Regions from separate parts of the Homo sapiens genome. Here regions 2 and 3 are each linked to region 1. The links are chromatin contacts, found by Hi-C or POLR2A ChIA-PET in ENCODE. All regions are on one chromosome and are shown on one strand. The core of a region is the stretch at or near the end of the contact, and the rest is flanking DNA. Distances in the headings are between cores, read along the strand shown.

The links. Hi-C counts contacts between places; a loop is a spot of excess contacts on that map. ChIA-PET counts read pairs that join two places held with the same protein, here RNA polymerase II (POLR2A). Pooled maps may share reads with other maps.
Region 2: a loop to region 1 is called in a map with no recorded cell type, with 6 times the contacts of the local background. The contact joins the promoter of SYCP3 here to the promoter of IGF1 in region 1. A Hi-C loop is called at or near these places in 4 of 37 single-sample maps with no recorded cell type and 4 of 50 pooled maps.
Region 3: a loop to region 1 is called in a map with no recorded cell type, with 27 times the contacts of the local background. The contact joins the enhancer-like site here to the promoter of IGF1 in region 1. A Hi-C loop is called at or near these places in 14 of 37 single-sample maps with no recorded cell type and 5 of 50 pooled maps. POLR2A ChIA-PET finds 5 or more read pairs at or near these places in 1 of 52 experiments (GM12878).

The regions. Positions count from the first base shown.
Region 1 is chr12:102,479,106-102,482,109 of GRCh38, forward strand. IGF1 (insulin like growth factor 1) reads right to left here and starts at 1,458. Exons shown (of 4, transcript NM_000618.5): 1 at 1,214-1,458. The coding sequence starts at 1,276. LINC02456 (long intergenic non-protein coding RNA 2456) reads left to right here. Exons shown (of 13, transcript XR_007063427.1): 11 at 1-3,004. RefSeq lists enhancers at 1-173, 264-313.
Region 2 is chr12:101,738,023-101,741,026 of GRCh38, forward strand. It overlaps SYCP3 (synaptonemal complex protein 3), which reads right to left and starts at 1,440. Exons shown (of 9, transcript NM_001177949.2): 1 at 1,329-1,440.
Region 3 is chr12:101,853,384-101,856,387 of GRCh38, forward strand. No RefSeq gene overlaps it. Among named protein-coding and RNA genes, the nearest start is that of DRAM1, 23 kb to the right of the region's middle. RefSeq lists an enhancer at 1,400-1,899 and cis regulatory regions at 1,409-1,626, 1,879-2,555. Within about 2 kb of position 1,526, at least 3 of the 41 ENCODE cell types and tissues checked have a DNase peak (open chromatin) inside an H3K27ac peak, as active enhancers do; they include GM12878, where a contact is called at or near this core.

The DNA of each region.
Region 1 (3,004 bases), core at 208-2,707:
GTAAGGAGACAAAAACTCCAGCTGCTAGATCACATAGTATGTATGCACAGTGACGTCATTTCTTTGAAAGCAAGGTGGCCTGCATGTGTTGGCATCTCAGGAACAGCAGAATCAGGTGCCTGACAAGGGTGTATCTTTAACTCCTGGAGCCACTTACTTGACTAGGGAAAGTCGTAGTGGTGAAGTGTTTGAAAGCAGCAACTGAATGCTGCACTAAGTGGCAGAGACGTCTTATGAATTGAGCCCTCAGGCAATTGAATCGGTGGAGCCAGTGACAGCAGCTTAAAAGCGCTTGCAAATTGAAAAAAAAACACAAGTCTTGAAGGATATAATTTTGCTGAGAATGGAAACTAGAACTACGGCCAGCAATCGGAAACGAGAAGTCGGTGCACTGACAGCAGCAGCCAGATTTACCTAAAGGGACTTCACGACACTGAATATAAAATCAGAGTTTTATAACACAGAACCCCAAGTCCAAACTTTGCCCATGAAAGTCCTCTTCTAAACAGAAAAGTTGGGCAAGCAGCTCTTAGAAAGTTTCTGCTTTCCATATACAGTATGTATTTGTTTAAATTATACAAATATGCAAGGTCAGCAAGAGTTGTCAAGGAGTTCTTTTTTGGAAGAACAAATTACACTTTACTCTAACTTTAACACTCTCTCTGGGCATAAGTGCAGAGTTCCGGGACCTTAGCTCCAAAGATCATATTTAAAAGCTTTAATATCATCTAAAATACAACCCTTCATATATAGCATGCCTTGTAAATAAAGTCCTGATGAGTTACACACACAGAGACACATACACACAGAGACACATACACACATGCAAAAGAACATGGTCTTAAAAATAAAACATCTGCACCTGCAAAAGAAAAAAAAAATCCCCAAGTTCATATCCATGCTCTATAGCCCTTAGCCATAGAGAGGATTTAAAGGAATCTTCTGTAATGACACCACGGAAGCCCTGCAGAAGTGGAGGATTTAGCATAAGTACCTTGCAATAGTTTCTACTCATACAGATATCTGTGCAAATGCATCCATCTCCCCGAGCTATTTTTCAGATTCCACAGAATTGCATATTCAGCAATTTATAAATAACTCTCGGTTCCGAAACAATGAAAATTTTAAAGTGAAGAACAGTTCTAGGCAGAAGCAAACAGTACACAATTTAAATAGAATTCCCCAATGACTTCAAAGAGTAAGAAATATTTACCTTCAAGAAATCACAAAAGCAGCACTTAAATAATTGGGTTGGAAGACTGCTGATTTTTCCCATTGCTTCTGAAGTACAAAGTCTGAAAATGAATTGGTTAGCAGGAATAATGAAGCAAAAAGAAATCCAGAGAGATGGGAGATGTTGAGAGCAATGTCACATTTCAATTTTGAGGACTTTATTCCATTGCGCAGGCTCTATCTGCTCTGAATTTAGCAGTGACAGTGAGATTTAGCAAACAGAAGAGGGATTTAGAGAAAATCCTCACATTTATCTACAAAACACAGACACTGTAGACAGGAAACAGCTGGGGGAACATTTGCCTTCTCTCTCTCTCCCTCTTCTGGCAAAGTTATTGAGTAAGGACTTTTTTGGGCATGGTGACAAATAACATCATACCTTTGCATTTTAAAACTAGAGCACAGAAGCATTTTTTTCCCTTAAAAGAATGTGTGTTAGTGACAGGGTTCGCAGACATTAAAATACTTATGCTGCCATAGAAAATAAGGATCTGTTTTCTGATTAACTTTCTGCTGGGCATGAAGACACAAACGTCTGCTAATACACCTTACCAGTATTAAAGGAATATGGGGGATGGGAGAGCAATTTTAGATTCTAGAGCAAATGCATTATTTAAAACAAAAAAAGAAAGAAAGGACGATAAGACCCTCTCCAGCAAACTCTACAATTTTAACCCTGAAGTGACTGGGGTAAAGTAGATTGGAAGACAGCACTCGGGTGACCCCTTGTCCCAGTTGCCAAGTGAGAGGTGTGATCTCATTTCCTAGAACCTATGGAGGGGCAGGCAGCATTGGATTGGTCCCTTTAGGGCACTGTCTCATACTTTTTCTCCTGCGATGAGGCAAAGACTATGCCGAGCTGTAAAACCCAACTGAAATAGAACATTTTTCTTTATTCTTCTACTAGGCTGCCTGTCACTGTCCCCTCCCCACCCCACCACTCTGGGAGAAGGGTACCTGGGGGGCAAACAATTTTCCTGTTGTTTGAATTTTCCATATAACTCAAACCTGTGTGTGTGTGTGTGTGTGTGTGTGTGTGTGTGTGTGTGTATGACAGAGGGAGTCTGTGTGCCAGAGTGTGTTTTCTTTCTCTGATTTTTGTGTATTCTAAATAACACCAGCTGGCTAGCAATACCCTCTCGAGGGTTATGATGTCATTCAAATCCCTCAACTGGGTGACTGGCCGGCAACATGGTCCAAGCCAGCTGTTTTGCTATTTATAATGTACACTTGCCTTTGCCATTGAGAATTCAGTTCTGATCTTTTGTCGATACAGTTTGTACCTATTTCCCTTTGGTTTTGTGAAGCAGTAGATAAGAAAGTGAATTATAAAATAAGGTTGCAAAAGCCCAGAGCAGACATACCTCTTTCCCTAGAGAGCTCTCCAGGCCTGGTTTCCCAGGAGTGGTGGAAATAACCTGGACCTTGAATTTTTTCTTTTTTTTTTTTTCCACATGACTCTCAGGGGACTGACACATCAACTGAAAACACAGTTCTGCTTGAAATCCTACTCTGGCTCTTTGTGTTATCCTGGGGCCAGAAATTTGTTTGTAGAAGTGGGTGCCCTAACAAAAAACAAACAAACCTGCTTTGTTTGGAAGGGGGTTGGGTTTGTTTGAGTCTTCTGTGTGGTTAATACATTGTAGCAATGTTTACCTTTCAGAAATCAAAGTTAGAAATCTGGAATTATGTTGTGTCAATGGTGCACTATGTTCAGCAACATTTTGTGAGCTCTACTATGTGCCCAACTACAACATCCCTAGGAAAACAA
Region 2 (3,004 bases), core at 190-2,689, 740 kb before region 1:
ATATCAAAGGAGATATCGAACAAGGATTGTTGAATACAATTTTAACAGTTTCCTCATTTATTTGGGGGGCCAAAAGTTAAGAAGATAATGACATTTGTTAAAAAATAATAAAATAAATAGGCCAAGCACGGTAGCTCACGCCTGAAATCCCAGCACTTTGGAAGGTTGAGGCAGGCAGATCACCTGAGGTCAGGAGTTCAAGACCAGCCTGGCCAACATGATGAAACCCCGTCTCTACTGAAAAAAAAAAACAAAATTAACCGGGCGTGGTGGCACGTGCCTGTAGTCCCAGCTGCTCAGGAGGCTGAGGCAGGAGAATCGCTTGAACCCGGGAGACAGAGGTCACAGTGAGCCAAGATCGCAGCCACTGCACTCCAGCCTGGGTGACAAGAGTGAAACTTCGTCTCAAAAAAAAAAAACAACAACAGAAATGGCCGGGCGCTGTGGCTCATGCCTGTAATCCCATCACTTTGGGAGGCCGAGGTGGGTGGATCACCTGAGGTCAGGAGTTTGAGACCAGCCTGGCCAACATGGTGAAACCCCGTCTCTACTAAAAATACAAAATTAGCCGGGCGCGGTGGCGGGTGCCTATGATCTCAGTTACTCAGGAGGCTGAGGCAGAAGAATCGCTTCAACCCGGGAGGCGGAGGTTGCAGTGAGCTGAGATGGCCCCACTGCACTCCAGCCTGGGCGACAGAGTGAGACTTCGTCTCAATCAATCAATCGATGAGAGAGAATGACAGTGTCCACCCCGACTCCAAGCGCGCAGTGCTGGAGAGGTGGCCCCTGAGGCCTGGGAGTTCCAAATTTTGGGGCCGCCTCTGCCAGATTCTGGCTAAATCTGGGCAACTCTAGCAGGGCGCTCAGTCACGCGGGGAAATTATAGTTGCTGGCGGGACACGACATGAGGATGCCAGAAATAAGCTCATAATAATCAAGACAAATAATAAAAACGTCCCGCAATTTAGGTCTCGGAAAATGAACACAGGCAGAAGATTTCGACAACAAATACATCGAGGAACCACGAAAGGCGCCCTCGGCGTGGAGCGGGCAGGAGGGAGACGCGCGGAGCGAGGTAGGGCCCTGCCCGGCCCCGCCGCGTCCCTCCTGTAAGTGGTCCCAGGGTGTAGCGATGGGGCCCAGCCCCAGCCCAGCCCGCCCGCTTTCCACTAGGCCCTATCCTGCTCAAGGCCCTGTCCTCAGGTTCGCGGCCTCCGTTTTCTCGTCAGAGGCCCCAGGCGACGCCAGGAGGTAAGATTTACCTCACTGGTCAAGGGCAGCCTCTGGCCTGGACACCTGCGATAGACAGACGCCTCCCCTGCTCACACCTGAAACACACCGCAATGGCCGAGGACCAGTTACTGGTCGTCGACAGGCGTCCTCCACAACTCCTCCACAAGCGCGCTTCACCTGAGGTGGCCCCTTCTCCGCGACGCTTCTGAGGCAAGCTGGGATTCGCACAGGAGAAAAGCCAGTCCCGCCTCATCCGGACACGTCGCTGATTGGCTGGACGCAGAGCGCAGGCGTGAACTGGGTGGCGAGGCTCCGCCCCCATGGGGCGATTGCGCGCCCAAATAGCTGGCCCAGGGTGCTTTGGCCGCCGGAGCGGGTTGCGAGTACACTTGAGGCCTGGTGCCTTCCAGTTTTTAAGTTTTAAATGTTTATAATCGAAAATTGCAGCTAGGCGCAGTGGCTCACACCTGTAATCCCAGCACTTTGGGAGGCCGAGGCAGACGGATCACTTGAGGTCAGGAGTTCCAGACCAGCCTGTCCAACATGGCGAAACCCATCTCTACTAAAAATACAAAAATTAGCCGGACGTGGTGGCGGGCGCCTGTAATCCCAGCTACTTGGGAAGCTGAGGCAGGAGAATCGCTTGAACCCGGGAGGCAGAGGTTGCAGTGAGCAAGACCATGCCATTGTACTCCAGCCTGGGCAACAGAGTGAGACTCCATGTCAAGAAAAAAAAAAAGAAAATTGCGGAATAATATGTAAATTATGAAACATGATGAACATACCACCTAATTTATGAAGTAGGGCTTTACCAACATTCACTGAATCTCCTCAGGCAGGCCTTTCCATCCGATCCTCACCAGGACCCCACCCTTCCCCATTCAGGGATATAAGAAAATTATCCTAAATTTATGTAAATCATTCACCCTTCCTTATTTTCTAAGTTTTATTACCACATGAAAATGTGTCGTTAAACAACACGGCTTAGTTTCGTTCGCGTTTGGCATTACAAAAAATTGTCCCATAGTCTATGTAGTGTTCTGACAGTCCACTAGAATGGCAAAACTACAAAATATGACTACACGGAGTGATGATGAATCTATGTAACAAAGGGAACCCATTCAGTGGGTGGGAGTATAATTGTAAAACAATTATTTGGTGTAACTGGAAATCACCTATCAATTGCAAAACAATTTTTGAAGATACAATTTATGAAGGAAATGAAACTCACCTATAATCCCACTACCCAGAAATAATATACAGTTTAAAATTGGGGGTATTATTGCCTTTCATCCTTTTTTCTGTGCTTATATGTATTTTCCCCCAAATAATTTTAAAATATATTTCAACCTTTGTACCTGCCTTAGTTTGCTCACAGCTCTGCAATCCTTTTTCTATTTGAAATCATACATTTTACTTTTTTTTTTTTTTTTTTTTTGAGACAGGGTTTTGCTCTCTTGCCAAGGCTGAAGTGCAGTGGCATGGCATGATCACGGCTCACTGCAGCCTTGATTTCCTGGGCCCAAATGATCCCCCTGTCTCTGCCTCCTGCGTAGCTGGGACTCATGCACGTGCCACCATGCCTGGCTAATTAAGAAAAAAAAAAAAAAAAAGTTTGCCGAGATGGGGTCTCACTATGTTGCCCAGGCTGTTCTCAAACTCCTAGGCTCAAATGATCCTCTCACCTCGGCCTTCCAAAGTGCTGGGATTACAGGCATGAGCCAACTTGCCTGGCCTATATTTTACTTCTTTAATATTTGGCAAAGGCTTC
Region 3 (3,004 bases), core at 276-2,775, 630 kb before region 1:
GCTGAAGTGCAGTGGCGTGATCTCAGCTCACTGCAACCTCTGCCTCCCAGGTTCAAGTGATTCTCCTGCCTCAGCCTCCTGAGTAGCTGGGATCACAGGCCTGCACCCCTACGCCCAGCTCATTTTTTTTTTTTTTTTTTGTTTAGACAGAGTTTCGCTCTTTGTTGCCCAGGCTGGAGTGCAGTGGTGCGATCTCTGCTCACTGCAACCTCTGTCTCCCGGGTTCAGGCAATTCTCCTCTCTCAGCCTCCCAAGTAGCTGGGATTACAGGCTCCCCACCACCACGCCCAGCTCATTTTTGTATTTTTAGTAGAGGCGGGGTTTCGCCATGCTGGCCAGGCTGGTCTCGAACTCCTGACCTCAGGTGATCCGCCCGCCTTGGCCTCCCAAAGTGCTAGGATTACAGGTAGGAGCCATCACGTCCAGCCAATTTTTTTTGTATTTTTAGTAGAGACAGGTTTTGCCATGTTGGCCCAGCTGGTCTCGAACTCCTGGCCTCAAGTGATCCACCTGCCTCAGCTTCCCAAAATACTGGGATTATAGGTGTGAGCCACCATGCTCAGCATAAGGTTAAAAATTTAAATACCGCAACTCCCATAGGCCACAACTGTTACTCCTTTGTCTCTGTTTATAATTGATCTAAACATTCTCAGTAAACTCCATTTGGTTTGAGGGAGGAGGAAGGCAGAGAAGTAGGATGCCGCAGGAGTTAAACTTGTCAAATAAAGGTCCGTTAGTCTCTGCAAGATGGTTAAGATTATCTCTTGCTGAGTAAATATTAAATAATCTAATATTTAACTCCACATCAGAGCCATTTCATCCTTCTTTCTCTTACTTTTCAAGGTGTCAGGGTTCCATGGGCAAGCCATGTGCACTCTTGGCACATTTACCCATAAATGAGTCTCTCCATAGGCTTTGGAATCCTTGTAGGCTTCAAGGTTTTTGCTCAACTTAGTATTGATACCCTGGTTATGCTCAGCCACTGGGACACTGGGGACATTTGCTGCTAGAGTGTGCAGTATGACTATTGGTCTGTCCTCTTGGTTGGCGTATATTAGTCTGTTCTCGCACTGCTAGTAAAGACATACCTGAGACTGGGTAATTTATAAAGAAAAGAGGTTTAGTTGACTCAGTTCCGCATGGCTGGGAGGCCTCACTATCATGGCGGTAGACGAGTGAGGAGCAAAGGCATGTCTTTCACAGTGGCAGGCAAGAGAGCTTGTGCAGGGAAACTGCCCTTTATAAAACCATCAGATCTTGAGAGACTTATTCACTACCACAGGAATAGTATGGGTGAAAATGCCCTATGATTCAATTATCTCCACCTGTCCCTGCCCTTGACACCTGGGGATTATTACAATTCAAGGTGAGATTTGGGTGAGGACACAGCCAAACCATATCAGTTGTGGTAGGGCCCATTGATCTACAAATGTGACTTGACCTCACTTTTGCATCCCTTCAAGGCTCAGCCACTGCCTCCCTCAGACATGTGGTAGAGGTTATCAGGTCCCTGTCTACCCACTTCCTCATGGTGACCCAATGGCAGGTCACACTCAATTACCTTTCACTTCCCCAAAAAGGATGCTGAAAAGGGGTCTTTTGACTCTCTTCCAAGTCATCAAGGGAGGTCTGCACTGTTGAATTAGGCTAATTAGGCTACCATTACATCACCGTAAGCCTAGGTGCACTCTGCAGTGGTGTTCTCTCCATTTCAAAACAAGAAGTCAGGTTAAATCTGTCTTTACATATATTTTCTCTCTTCAACATAAACTGGGTTTTCACTTTTCTAATCAGCTACTGATGCAGGATTTTTTATTCCTTACCACCACTAGGTCTGGGTTCTCATCTCACAACCAGGAAGAATTAGGCATGCAGACACTTGAAGAGTGAGTGGAGCAGAATTTATTAAGTGAAAGGAAAGCTCTCAGCAAAAAGAGGGGACCTGAAAGCAGTTTACTGGTTGCCCCCTTCACAGTTGAATACCAGGGCTTAAGGCATGAATTTCTGGTGGCTCCACCCTGTCCTTCCAGTGCTGATGCAGGCCCTTGGACTGAGCAGCTCCATATTGATTTATTTCCCTTACTGTGTATGTGTTAAGGAATGGAATTTTCCACTGCAGGCATGTTTAGGCAAGCTCCCCGTGCAAGTTCCCTTATCTGCACAAAACATCTGGTGTAAGCACTTGTAGGGTGGGTGGGAGGTTCTCCGGGGACCCTTCCCTTACTGTCTGCCTAAAGCAAGCTGGCTAACACTTATCACTACAACCCCTTGAGTTTCAACAGGGAGAAGGAGCTATGTGTAAAGCAAGGGTCTTGGTGTCTAATCTCTTCCTGCACATCTTCTACACCCTGCACCACTAGACCAGAGGAAGGCTTCCCTCTGGGTAGACGTCCCTTTTAGAATTTTTGTTTTTCTTCCTTGACCTAAAGCTAGTTCTTCTCTTTCTTTTCCCTGAGGCAATAAACATCTCCTAGTCCCAAAGTGAGGAATGTTTGCAAGAACGGGAAAAAGTTTATAGAGAAAAAACTATTTGGGGAGGTACAACATTTATATCACCCTTTAACTATCAAATTTGAGTGTCTTCTGCTCCTCTTCTCTTTTTAGATTAATTATACAAAATCAAGAGTACATGTTTTTACATAGCTAAGATATATGATATGGTCTGGCTGTGTCCCCACTCAAATCTCATTTTGAACTAGAGTTCCCATAATCCCCACGTGTCATGGGAGAGACCTAGTAGAAGGTAATTGAATCATGGAGGCAGTTACCCCCATGCTGTTCTCGTGATAGTGAGTGAGTTTCCCCAGATCTGATGGTTTTAAAGAGCGTCCCCCCTACACCACCTTCACTCTGCACTTCCTGCTGCCACCATGTGAAGAAGGACATGTTTACTTCCCCTTCTGCCATGATTATAAGTTTCCTGAGGCCTCCCAAGCCCTGTGGAACTGTGATCCAGTTAAACCTCTTTCCTTTATAAATTACACAGGCTCAGATATGTCCTTAC